2 separate regions of the Homo sapiens genome follow, and region 1 is linked to region 2. A link is a loop called in an ENCODE intact Hi-C map of the cell type or tissue named here. Cell type or tissue: Calu3. All regions are shown on one strand. Links, peaks and the distances in the headings refer to the core of each region. The heading gives the core; the rest is flanking DNA.

Region 1 (5,484 bases), core at 205-5,204, 150 kb after region 2:
AGCTTCTGGAGTAGCTGGGACTATAGGCATGTGCCACTACACCTGGCTGATTAAAAAAATTTTTTTTGTAGAGATGAGGCCTCACTATGTTGCCCAGACTGGTCATTTAACATTTTTAAGCCTCTTTCATTATTTGTAAAATGAAAGGATTATATTAAATCCATAATATCTCTTCCAGCACTGAATCTAGGTTTAATGTCTTTTCTATCTTCTGTATCCTTTCCCCACCATCCCCTACTAGAATAAACTCCTGTGAGCAGGAACTTCCTCATACTAACCTTTGAATGCCCCCCACATTTCTATGCATTATAGCTGTAATAAGTAATTGAACTGATTAAATTGAATCTGCATTCAGAGGTAAACTTGTGGTTATATCCTACTTGCTACTTATTTTGAATCTTGAGAATATTTGCAGCCAGGCATGGTGGCTCATGCTTGTACTCCCAGCACTTTTGGAGGCTGAGGCAGGCAGATTGTTTGAACCCAGGAGTTCAGAACCAGCCTGGGCAACATGATGAAACCCTGTCTCTACAAAAAAATTCAAAAATTAGCTGGGTGTGATAGCACACACCTGTAGTCCCAGCTACTTGGGAGGCTAAGGTAGGAGGATCGCTTGAGCCCAGGAGGCAGAGGTTGCGATGAGCCAAGCCAAGATCACACCACTGCACTCCAGCCTGGGCGACAGAGTGAGACCCTGTCTCAAAAAAAAAAAAAAAAAAGCCAGACATGGTGCCTCACGCTTGTAATCTTAGCACTTTGGGAGGCCAAGGTGGGCGGATCACATGAGGCCAGGAGTTTGAGACTAGCCTGGCCAACATGGCGAAGCCCCATCTCTACTAAAAAAAAAAAAAAAAAAAAAAAAAAATTAGCTAGATGTGGTGGCACACACCTGTAATCCCAGCTACTTGGGAGGCTAAGTCATGAGAATTGCTTGAACCTGGGAGGCTGAGGTTGCAGTGAACTGACATCCTCGCACCGCTGCACTCCAGCCTGGGTGACAAAATGAAACTCTGTCTCAAAAAAGAGAGAGAGAGAGAGATAATATTTGCCCCTTGATACATTGATTCACACTTTTTCCATCCCCTAACCCCGATCCATAGTAAACTATTTAAATATTATAACACAGTAGAATTAAAAGCTTGTGTTGAATTAATATTTTGCAAATGTTAACCCATTAACAACAAAATTAAATGAATGTAATATTCTTTATCTCATTAGCAGAGACACAAAGCCCTAAAATGGCAACAAAGTTATTATATCTTCTGACTTATTCAATGGAAACAGAAGTTGTAACAGCATTCCTACAATTTGCTGCTGAAAAAAATCCCACCCTTTCCCTTTTTTTTTTTTTTTTTTGAGATGGAGTCTCCCTCTGTTGCCCAGGCTGAAGTGCAGTGGCACAATCTCGGCTCACTGCAACCTCCACCTCCCGGGTTCAAGCGATTCTCCTGTCTCAGCCTCCCGAGTAGCTGGGATTACAGGCGCACGCCGCCATGCCTGGCTAATTTTTTGTATTTTAGTAGAGTTGGGGTTTCACCGTGTTGCCCAGGCTGGTCTCAAACTCCTGAGCTCAGGCAATCCACCCACGTTGGCCTCCCAAATTGCTGGGATTACAGGCATGAGCCACCGCACCTGGCCTCCCTCTTTTTCATCTTGATTCTGTATGTGTACATTTGTAGTACTTAGAAGTCACATTTCACAGGATTGTACCTACCAAAAGAGTCAGTATTGAGAATTTTGTATTTTGTACTTCTGCAAGAGTATTTTCCAACACTAGTGTATTATTAATAAACTAATGAACATTTGGTTTTCATTTGCTTGTTTCAACAACCATTTTGGCATGTATGTGGTGTTAATAGCTTAATGCTTTGAACTGCAGGTGCCATATCTTCATGTATTGTAAATGTTTCTGTCTGAAGCAGTTAGAAAAACTAATGGATCTACTTAGTTCAGATTTAGTAAAATTTTCTGGTCGTATGTGAAAGCATTAGTTTATTGAAGTATAAGAAAATCACTGATTACAAACTTTCAAGAGCACAAACATTTAGCCTCTATGGACATATTAGCTAGCCTATCAGAGGTATTATTGGGGAATAAAAGGCTAACAGTTTATGTACCTTTCTAATCAATGATTAATAAAATCTCTTGTAAGAGCCTGTGTGTTGTCACCGGACATTTTTATCTTACCTTAGGCTTTCTTATCAGCTGCAAAGCAGACTATCCTGAAATTCTTACCAAGATATGTGTTCTTAGGTTACCTGTGTATTAACCTGCTCAGAATATCCAGAAGAGAAGATGTCCAAATGTAATCTAGGCTGACCTTTTTCTGCCAAATTGTTTCAGTTGCAGATTATGGACTCTTGCCTTTCATTTTCATTATATTCTTACAGTTTTTTGTTTACTTCACATCTTTAAAAACAAAACATTACAGGTTCATTTAAAGCCTCTTTATACTTTTCTTCTACCACTATTCTCTTATCCCCCCCAAGAATTAATCACCACTCTGAAATTGGTAGGTATCCCTCCCATGTAAGTTTTTTGTTGTTGTTGGGTGGGGGTTGTCTTTGTTTTTGTTTTTGTTTTTTCTGAGACTGAGTTTTGCTCTTGTTGCCCAGGTTGGAGTGCAGTGGTATGATTTCAGTTCACTGCAGCCTCCGCCTCCCAAGTTCAAGCGATTCTCCTGCCTCAGCCTCCTGAGTAGCTGGGATTACAGGGGGCGCACCACCATGCCCAGCCAATTTTTGTATTGCCCAGGCTGGTCTCGAACTCCTGACCTCAGGTGATCTGCCACCTCGGCCTCTCAAAGTGCTGGGGATTATAGACATGAGCCACCACGCCCGGCCTTAAGTTTTGTAATCATTTAATTTTTACATCAAAGGTGTAATGCGTATGCTTTGCAACTTTCTTTACCCATATTTTAAAAAATTCTGTTAACACATGAAGATTTGATTCCATTCCTCCTCTATTCCACTACATTAATATGGCAATATGTATTATTTTCCATCTATTAACTGTATGTGCATCAGTCAGGGTCCAATCTCGAGACAGAAAATACACAGTAATTTGATTAGAGGAAGTTTAATATGAGGAATTATTAAATGTAACAAGGGATTGGAATAATAAGGAATTGCCTAGTAAGATGTAAGGAGAACTCTAAAGAATAGAGGAATAACAGATATACATATATTTTTAAGGCAATACCACTAGGACTGAGAGTGTCTAAGAAAATCCACCATCCCCTAGGGCTGAGGTCCAGCTTGTTAAAATGAGCATAACCATGGGTCACCAGATGGAAGAAAAGTCATTGTCGTGCTAAAAATACACTCTCTAGAACTTGTCAGAGACCCACCCTCTGCGGTGCCAGGAAAAGCTGTACATAGGGAAGTTTCTCACTAGAGACACTCTGCTATAAAACCACAGAAGGAGGCCAGGCGTGGTGGCTCATGCCTGTAATCCTAGCACTTTGGGAGGCCAAAGTGGGCAGATCACTTGAGGTCAGGAGTTCGAGACCAGCCTGGCCAACATAGTGAAACCCTGTCTCTACTAAAAATACAAAAATTAGCTGGGTGTGGTGGTGGGTGCCTGTAATCCCAGCTACTTGGGAGGCTGAGGCAGGAGAATCGCTTGAACCCAGGAGACAGAGATGGCAGTGAGCCAGATTGTGCCTCTGCACTCCAGGGCAACAGTGACACATCATCTCTAAATAAATAAATAAATCCACAGAAGGAGGAGGAGTTGTCAGTGGTGCTGCTAGCCACCAGGCACTGCAGGGTATGGACAATGGAGAAGTTGAACATGCTACCAGAGCCTGCCAAAGCAAGAACTCAGAACCTACAGTGTCTCTCCAGCACCCCTTTCTGACAGTTCATTGTTGTGCCAGCTGGCAAAGGAAAAATATTATCAGAGCCCAGATTCATTTTCATAGAGCAGGCAAAAAGGATGAATTTGGAGCTGAGAGACAATAAGTTGCTAACTGTCACAGTCTAACCTTTTGGCTATTTGACGTCCACATGCACCTTTCTATACACATTTGAACTCTTGTTCATGGACAAAACAATTTTTATTTTTTGAGACAAGGTCTCTGTTGCTCCCGCTAAAGTGCGGTGGCACAATCATAGCTTACTGCAGGCTTTGAACTCCTGGGCTCAAGCGATCCTCCTGCCTCAGCCTCACAAGTATCTGGGACTACAGGCACGTGCCACCACACCCAGTTAATTTTTAAAATTTTTTTGTGGAGACAAGTTCTCTCTCTAGAACTCAGGCTGATCTCAAACTCCTGGGCTCAAGTGATCCTCCCGCCTCAGCCTCTGAAAGTGCTGGGATTACAGGCGTGAGCCACCTCACCTGGCCACAATTTTATATTCTAAGAAGATACATCTATCCATCTTAAAAGTACTTGCTGTTTCCCCAAAATGTAAAGATATGTAGTCCCAACAGTCATTGTTTCTATTGCTATTTTAAATACTTCTCAAATTCAGTCACAGTTCCACTGAATATTCTTACCTAAAGACTAAACTGTAAAATTATCTACCAACAATCTGTATATTAAAAACTGGAAAGGAGAGAGAAGAAGGATAGCATATTAAAATAAAGGTATTGGCTGGGCACAGTGGCTCACACCTGTAATCCCAGCACTTCAGGAGGCTAAGGCGGGTGGATCACCTGAGGTCAGGAGTTAGAGACCAGCCTGGCCAACATGGTGAAATCCCGTCTCTACTAATAATACAAAAATTAGCCAGGTGTGGTGGCACACACCTGTAATCCCAGCTACTCAGGAGGCTGAGGCAGAAGAATCGCTTGAGCCCAGGAGGCAGAGGTTGCAGTGTGCTGAGATTGTGCCACTGTGCTCCAGCCTGGGCGACAGAGCAAGACTTTGTCTCAAAATAAATAAATAAATAAATAAAGGTGTGAATACAAGAAGCAAAGAGAAAATATGCAAAGCTACTTTGTTTCTGTGATTGGTCATTAAGGTTGTAGTTTATACCTATGGCTTCCTTCTGCGGGAAGCCAATTCCGTGTTATTCTTGCCCTCAGTCAGAACTTCAGTTGCTGTGGGTTCTTTATGTGGTGGAATGACTGAAATTTTATTGCCAAAGTGTCTGAATCTTTATTGTTCTTACCCCTTCTCCTCCCCACACCTGTTTTTTGGTTGCTACGTAGTTTTCCATCAACCTTTACTATTGAAGATGGAAGAACTAGAGGTACCTCAGAGAATCTGGGTTCCAGACATAGTCCTCCTTTCTACCCTTGTGTAGCAACTCAGTTTCCCATTGGTCATCAGGATCATTCTCTCCAGCCAGATTAACTCTCCTTTCTCACCTCATCCCCTTTTTTCCCTGCTTAGTTCAACAACATATGGAGCCCAAAATGTCCAGGTGACAGTCTCATCTTCCAAACCAGGGAAGAACCATTGTGGTGTCTCCTTGTGGAAGCATCCCCCTCTTGGGAACAAAGATCTCCAAACCATCAAAGCTCAAAGTTACC
Region 2 (5,222 bases), core at 223-5,222:
GCCCGGCTAATTTTTGTATTTTTAGTAGAGACGGGGTTTTGCCATGTTGGTCAGGCTGGTCTTGAACTCCTGACCTCGTGATCCACCTGCCTCAGCCTCCCAAAGTCCTGGAATTACAGGGGTGAACCACGCACCCAGCCTTGAGTGTGCCTTTCTATGAGTCCTAAGAAACACACACATTTGTGCATCCAACCCCAAAACCAAGATACAGTATGGTCCCATCACCTCTCACAAGTCCCTGTGCCCCCTACTGTGGACCCCTCTCCCTCCTCCCCAACCCCAGACCTGGTTTTTGTTCACACAGTTCCACCCGCTCCAGAAAGCCATATAAGTTGATTCCTACAGCACTCCGCCCTCTGACTGTGGCTTTGTTTCCATCCCATCCTTCAATATCCAGGATGATCTTTCCAAAATGTAAATGTGCCCTCTCCTCTGTGCTTCTACTTAAGTCTAAATACAACTTGCAGGGTCTGGTCTTTGACCGCTACTCCTGCCCATCTGGACAAACAGGATGGATGGCTCTCAAACCTGGTTTGCAGAACAGCCACCTGAGGGCTTGTCAATACCACACCTTCCTGGGTCTTAGCCCTAGAGACTGAGATTCAGTTGCTGGAGAGGAGCCCAAGAATCTATTTTCCACACAAGGTTAGGGAGGTCTAGAGGCCACATTTGCAGAAGCACAGCTTCCTCTCTCCACACCTTCCACACCTGTCCAGGTTCACCCACGTGGCCTCTGCTTCCTCCCTTCTCCTCCAACCCCACTCTCTGTCTCCGCATGCTGCATCTCCTCCTGCCCAGAGCTCTGGCATTGATTTCCTCACTGGGGAAAGTGGCCTCCTTCCCCAATTCCCATCCACCGATTCCAACCCCCTTCCCATGTCAGCCAGCTTCTCCTCTGCTCAGCTGTCACCTCCACTGAGAAGTCTTTCCTGACTCCCTATGTGAGTCATTTTCCCAGCATAGTTGTCTCCTGTCATTTCTTATTTGTGTGATTCTTTGGTTAACATCAATCTTCCTGATTGGCTGTGTGAGGATGGGCGGGGTCTGTTTTTGTTGTTTACGCCTGTATCCCCAGCACAAAACATGGGGCTGGCATATGGTAGGTACTAAACAGATAGTTGAATAAATGAATGAGTGAATTGTCTACTCTGCCTTTGCACAAGCTGCTCCATCACCAAAGAGACCTTGCCTCCTCCCCCACTTCTTTGCTGGGCCCACTCATACCGGTTTTCCTAGGAAAACTCTGGAGAAAATTGAGGCAGGAGCCACTCATTCGTGCCCCTTCCAGGGTGGACCTCTTATCACCCTAAGGATTGTTTGTTTTCCTGTCACCCACATCAAGCTGGGTGGTGGCCGCAGCCTTTGATCTCCACCTCCTAACCCCTCTCCCAAGTACCCTGTGTTTGCCCAGCACTGAATGAGACAGCTAAAGTGATCCCTGAGAGAACTAAAGTGTTCCCTCAGGCCGGGCGTGGTGGCTTATGCCTGTAATCCTAACACTTTGGGAGGCCGAGGTGGGCAGATCACCTGAGGTCAGGAGTTCAAGACCAACTTGGTTAACATGGAGAAACCCCATCTTTACTAAAAATACAAAAATTAGCTGGGTGTGGTGGCAGGCGCCTGTAATCCCAGCTACTCCGGAGGCTGAGGTAGGAGAATTGCTTGAACCTGGGAGGCAGAGTTTGCAGTGCGCCAAGATGGCACCACTACACTCCAGCCTGGGTGACAGAGCGGGACTCTGGCTCAAAAAAAAATAAAATAAAGTGATCCCTCTAAGAGGAATCCCCAGGGGCCCAGGCCAGAGCTTTCTCCAGGTCACCATGGCTCCTCCCACTGTGCCACCCTGCCTAACCCCCTCGATTTTAAAGGAGAAGCCAAGACTCTGGACTTTGCTCAGAAGGTGGGGGGCGGGGGAGGGAGGGCTTACCCTGGGTACCTCTGAGGGGCCAGGGCGCAGCCACCACGGTAAGGGTGACTGCAGATCGAGGGGCAGGCCATGTTGCTGGACACCACCCTGGCTGGCGTCCCTCTCGGCAGGGTGCTCTTTGCCCCATGGGGTGGGATCCAGAGCTGCAGACAGGCCCCCAGGCTTGGCCAATGAACAGACCAGGTTCGGGGAGGGTGTTGGAAAAGAGTGGATGGGGTGGTTCCCCTTACCTTGCAGCCCCCAGGCCCTCCCCCCTCCCTCCCAGGTGGTCGGGACTCTTGATCTTCGCTCGTGGTACTGTCTGTTCGGCTGTCTTCCCCGCCTCTCCCCAGGCACCTGCATCCTCCCTTGGCACCTGCTGCCAGGCTAGGAAGGGCAAAAACAATCCCAGTTGGCGTAGTCAGGGAGTCTCCGCCCTCCTCCCAGGTTTCCTCCTCCCAGGCGCCTCCCCTGGACCCGCCCCCATCTGCCCAAGATAATTTTAGTTTCCTTGGGCCTGGAATCTGGACACACAGGGCTCCCCCCCGCCTCTGACTTCTCTGTCCGAAGTCGGGACACCCTCCTACCACCTGTAGAGAAGCGGGAGTGGATCTGAAATAAAATCCAGGAATCTGGGGGTTCCTAGACGGAGCCAGACTTCGGAACGGGTGTCCTGCTACTCCTGCTGGGGCTCCTCCAGGTAAGGGGACCGAGATCGGTCTCAGACGACAGCCTGCCAGGCAACCCCCAGCCGCACCAGGGCCCCAGGCTGTGCCAGTCTCCGGCTGAACTGGCCGGCGGCCCAGGTGGGAGGATTGGAGCCACCTGGCTCTCCCCCTCCCCCGCTCGGTGATGTCAGGCCAGGGGCGGGGGCTGGAGGGGGACAGGTAGTTAAGGGCCTGGCGTCTCCCTCCCTGAAGACGTGGTCCCAGCCGGGTGTCCTGACGCTCGGGGTTCAGGTAAGAACCCAAGCGGGCATTTATCCTTTGGGGGCAGGCACGGCCGGTCTGGAGGCCGGTAGGGAAAGGCTGGGTCTCCTGATGGGTTGCTTGGCCTCCCACTTTTCTCTTTTCTGTCCATTTCCCACCCTGCCCCCTCCTCCCCACCCGCCCTCTTTTCGTCCCCATCCTGGTTTCCAGCGCTCCTTGTTCCCTCCCTGTACACCTCCCTGCAGGCAGCAGCTGAGAATGGGAAGGAAGACCTGATTCTCTCCTCCGACTTGGCTTTCCCGCTGAAACTAGCCCCTCCCCGCACACCCGGGGAGAGCCGCCCTCACTCTCTGGCTCGCCCAGTTTACCCCAGTTTGGGTTTCCCCAAGTCTCTAAGACAGACGTCTCTGCGGGCTGCGGGGAGATGTGGGGAGGGCCCCCTCCACTTTGGAGGGCAGTGAAGGAGAGGGATCCTCTAAATTGTCGAGGCTTCATCTCTCCAGATTGTATGCCCTTCTCAGCAACACCGCCTCCGGCCCTCCGATGGGAAAGTGGAGGCCGGGTGAGACGGGGTCCCTCCTGGCTTCAGCATGAAATGGGCAGGAAGGCTGGAGGGGTGTATGAGGGGCTCTGCAGTGCGGTGGGGCCTGGGGAGAGTGGGGTGGGGGATAGCAGATGGTTTCTTCTGCTTGATGAGGCTAGGGAGAGACCCAGGTTCCCGGTCTGGGTCTCCCTGGCAGATTGAGGACAGAGAATGAATGCATCTGCCGGCAAGGTGGAACGCCCCCCACCCCGCCCCCCAACTAGCCGCACCGCCCCCCAGGAATGCCCTCTTTTGGTCCGCCGGTCTTGGACTCTGCTCTCCCCTCTCCTGATATCCTACTGTATGCTTGGTGGGGGGACCTCATGGAGGCGGGCAGCCTGTAATGATTAACTGCAGAGACACTCCAGCATTCTTCCCGAATTAAACTTTAAAAGAGCTGCCCCGCCTTCTCCCATTGGGTATTTTTCCTGAGTGAGAGTGGGCGGGGCCTCAGAGTCCTGGGTCCTCCCTTATACTAGGAGTCATCCAGGGGTTTCTCACCTTCTCACCTGGGCCCTGCACCCTAAAAAATTATAAGCCTCTCCCGTGGGGGCGGGGCGTGGAGTACTGGGCGGACGGGGGCTCTCCCGCCACATCCAGGCCCCTGGCCCAGGCCTCAGTCCCGCAAGCCCTTCCCCCTGCTCTGGGAAGCAGAGTTGTTTTCTGTTGGCCCTGAACACCGGGCCCCGCCACCTGCCCTTAGGGCCAGCCAGGTGGGGCGTGATTCAGGAAGTAAACAAGGAGGTTGGGAGGACGGGAACGCGGGTGGGGCTGGAACCACTGGGGGAGGAGGCAGCTGGGAAGCCACGGACGGAGTTACCTCGTTGAGGGGACAAACTGATTTTGGGGGTCGGTGTTTCCAACCGAAGCTTTACCGGGGCCTCAGTTTGAAAACTCCAGATCTCTAAGCTGCCAGGCCCACAGCCAGGACCCCTTCCTCCTCCCTGCTCACCCCATTGGTCTTGACGATTCCACCCGCCTCCAGCCTTAGAAGCTTAAGGGCACGGCTGGGGGGCTCTGAAGGCAAACCCCAGCCTTGGACTGGCCCTCTCTGATCTCTGAGGCCAGGCTCTAATGTGATTTGAATCTACTTCTAACCCCTTCCAAGCACTGCCCTCCCGAATTCTCTGCTCCTCTCCCCACCCCACTGTTGGTCTGTGATTTCGAGGCAGGCGTGGCCCCCTGCAGCCTGGAATGAAGTCACTGGGGCTGTTTGGAGACCGGGGCTGTTTGGAGGTTAGACTGGGGTGGGAGTGGGGGATTGTGTTCTGGTATTGAGGTGCTGGTGTCTCTTGCTAGCGGGTGATGGGTGTGTCGTGCCCCTCCTGGCAGGACCCTGAGCCCCCTCCCTGGCCTTTCATCCTGTCTGTCTTCTTGAGTGTTTTCCCTTTCCACTCCTGCTCCTGTGGTACCCCTCTGGCCGGGACACCCAGGAGAATGTGTCAGGAGGAACTTCATCCACACAGGGCAGGGGCTCTGAGCGATGCTTTGGGTGGGGAGGGGCACCGCCGGGATGCTGGCTTCTCTCCAAATGGGCCTCTGAATCCAGGCCGGGCATTGCCTCTCTCCTTCCCAGGCGAGGGACTCCCTGGCGAGGAGGTGGTTTGGGACTGGGGGTGAGAGCAGATCGTAGGTCCCACCTGGCCTGGAGCTAGGCCGAGGGTGGGGAGGAGGAGGTGATGTCAGGAGCCTCAGGCCCACATCCTCCTCCCCCATCCTGTTCCCAGCCCCGTGCCTCCCCCATTCCGCTCTGGCTAGCAGTGGGTTGGGGAGTTGGGGGAAGGGTGGAGGCAGGGCTGTTTTT

What was found. A loop is a pair of places that touch in the nucleus more often than their neighbours do. Peaks named below come from ENCODE experiments on the same cell type or tissue, not always from the same donor. Only the 100,000 strongest peaks of a DNase experiment are listed, where the experiment ranks them.
Region 1: it touches region 2 in a loop (2.0-fold over the local background); 1 of 110 quality-filtered maps calls a loop at or near these places.

The regions. Positions count from the first base shown.
Region 1 is chr17:39,887,303-39,892,786 of GRCh38, forward strand. No RefSeq gene overlaps it. Among named protein-coding and RNA genes, the nearest start is that of ZPBP2, 22 kb to the left of the region's middle. In Calu3, for the core only: no CTCF peak of the experiment used is centred there; DNase peaks (open chromatin) are centred at 2,199, 2,729, 3,399, 3,729 and 6 weaker places.
Region 2 is chr17:39,735,528-39,740,749 of GRCh38, forward strand. It overlaps GRB7 (growth factor receptor bound protein 7), which reads left to right and starts at 2,411. Exons shown (of 15, transcript NM_005310.5): 1 at 2,411-2,606. RefSeq lists an enhancer at 4,671-5,222. In Calu3, for the core only: no CTCF peak of the experiment used is centred there; DNase peaks (open chromatin) are centred at 2,364, 2,724, 3,844, 4,094 and 6 weaker places.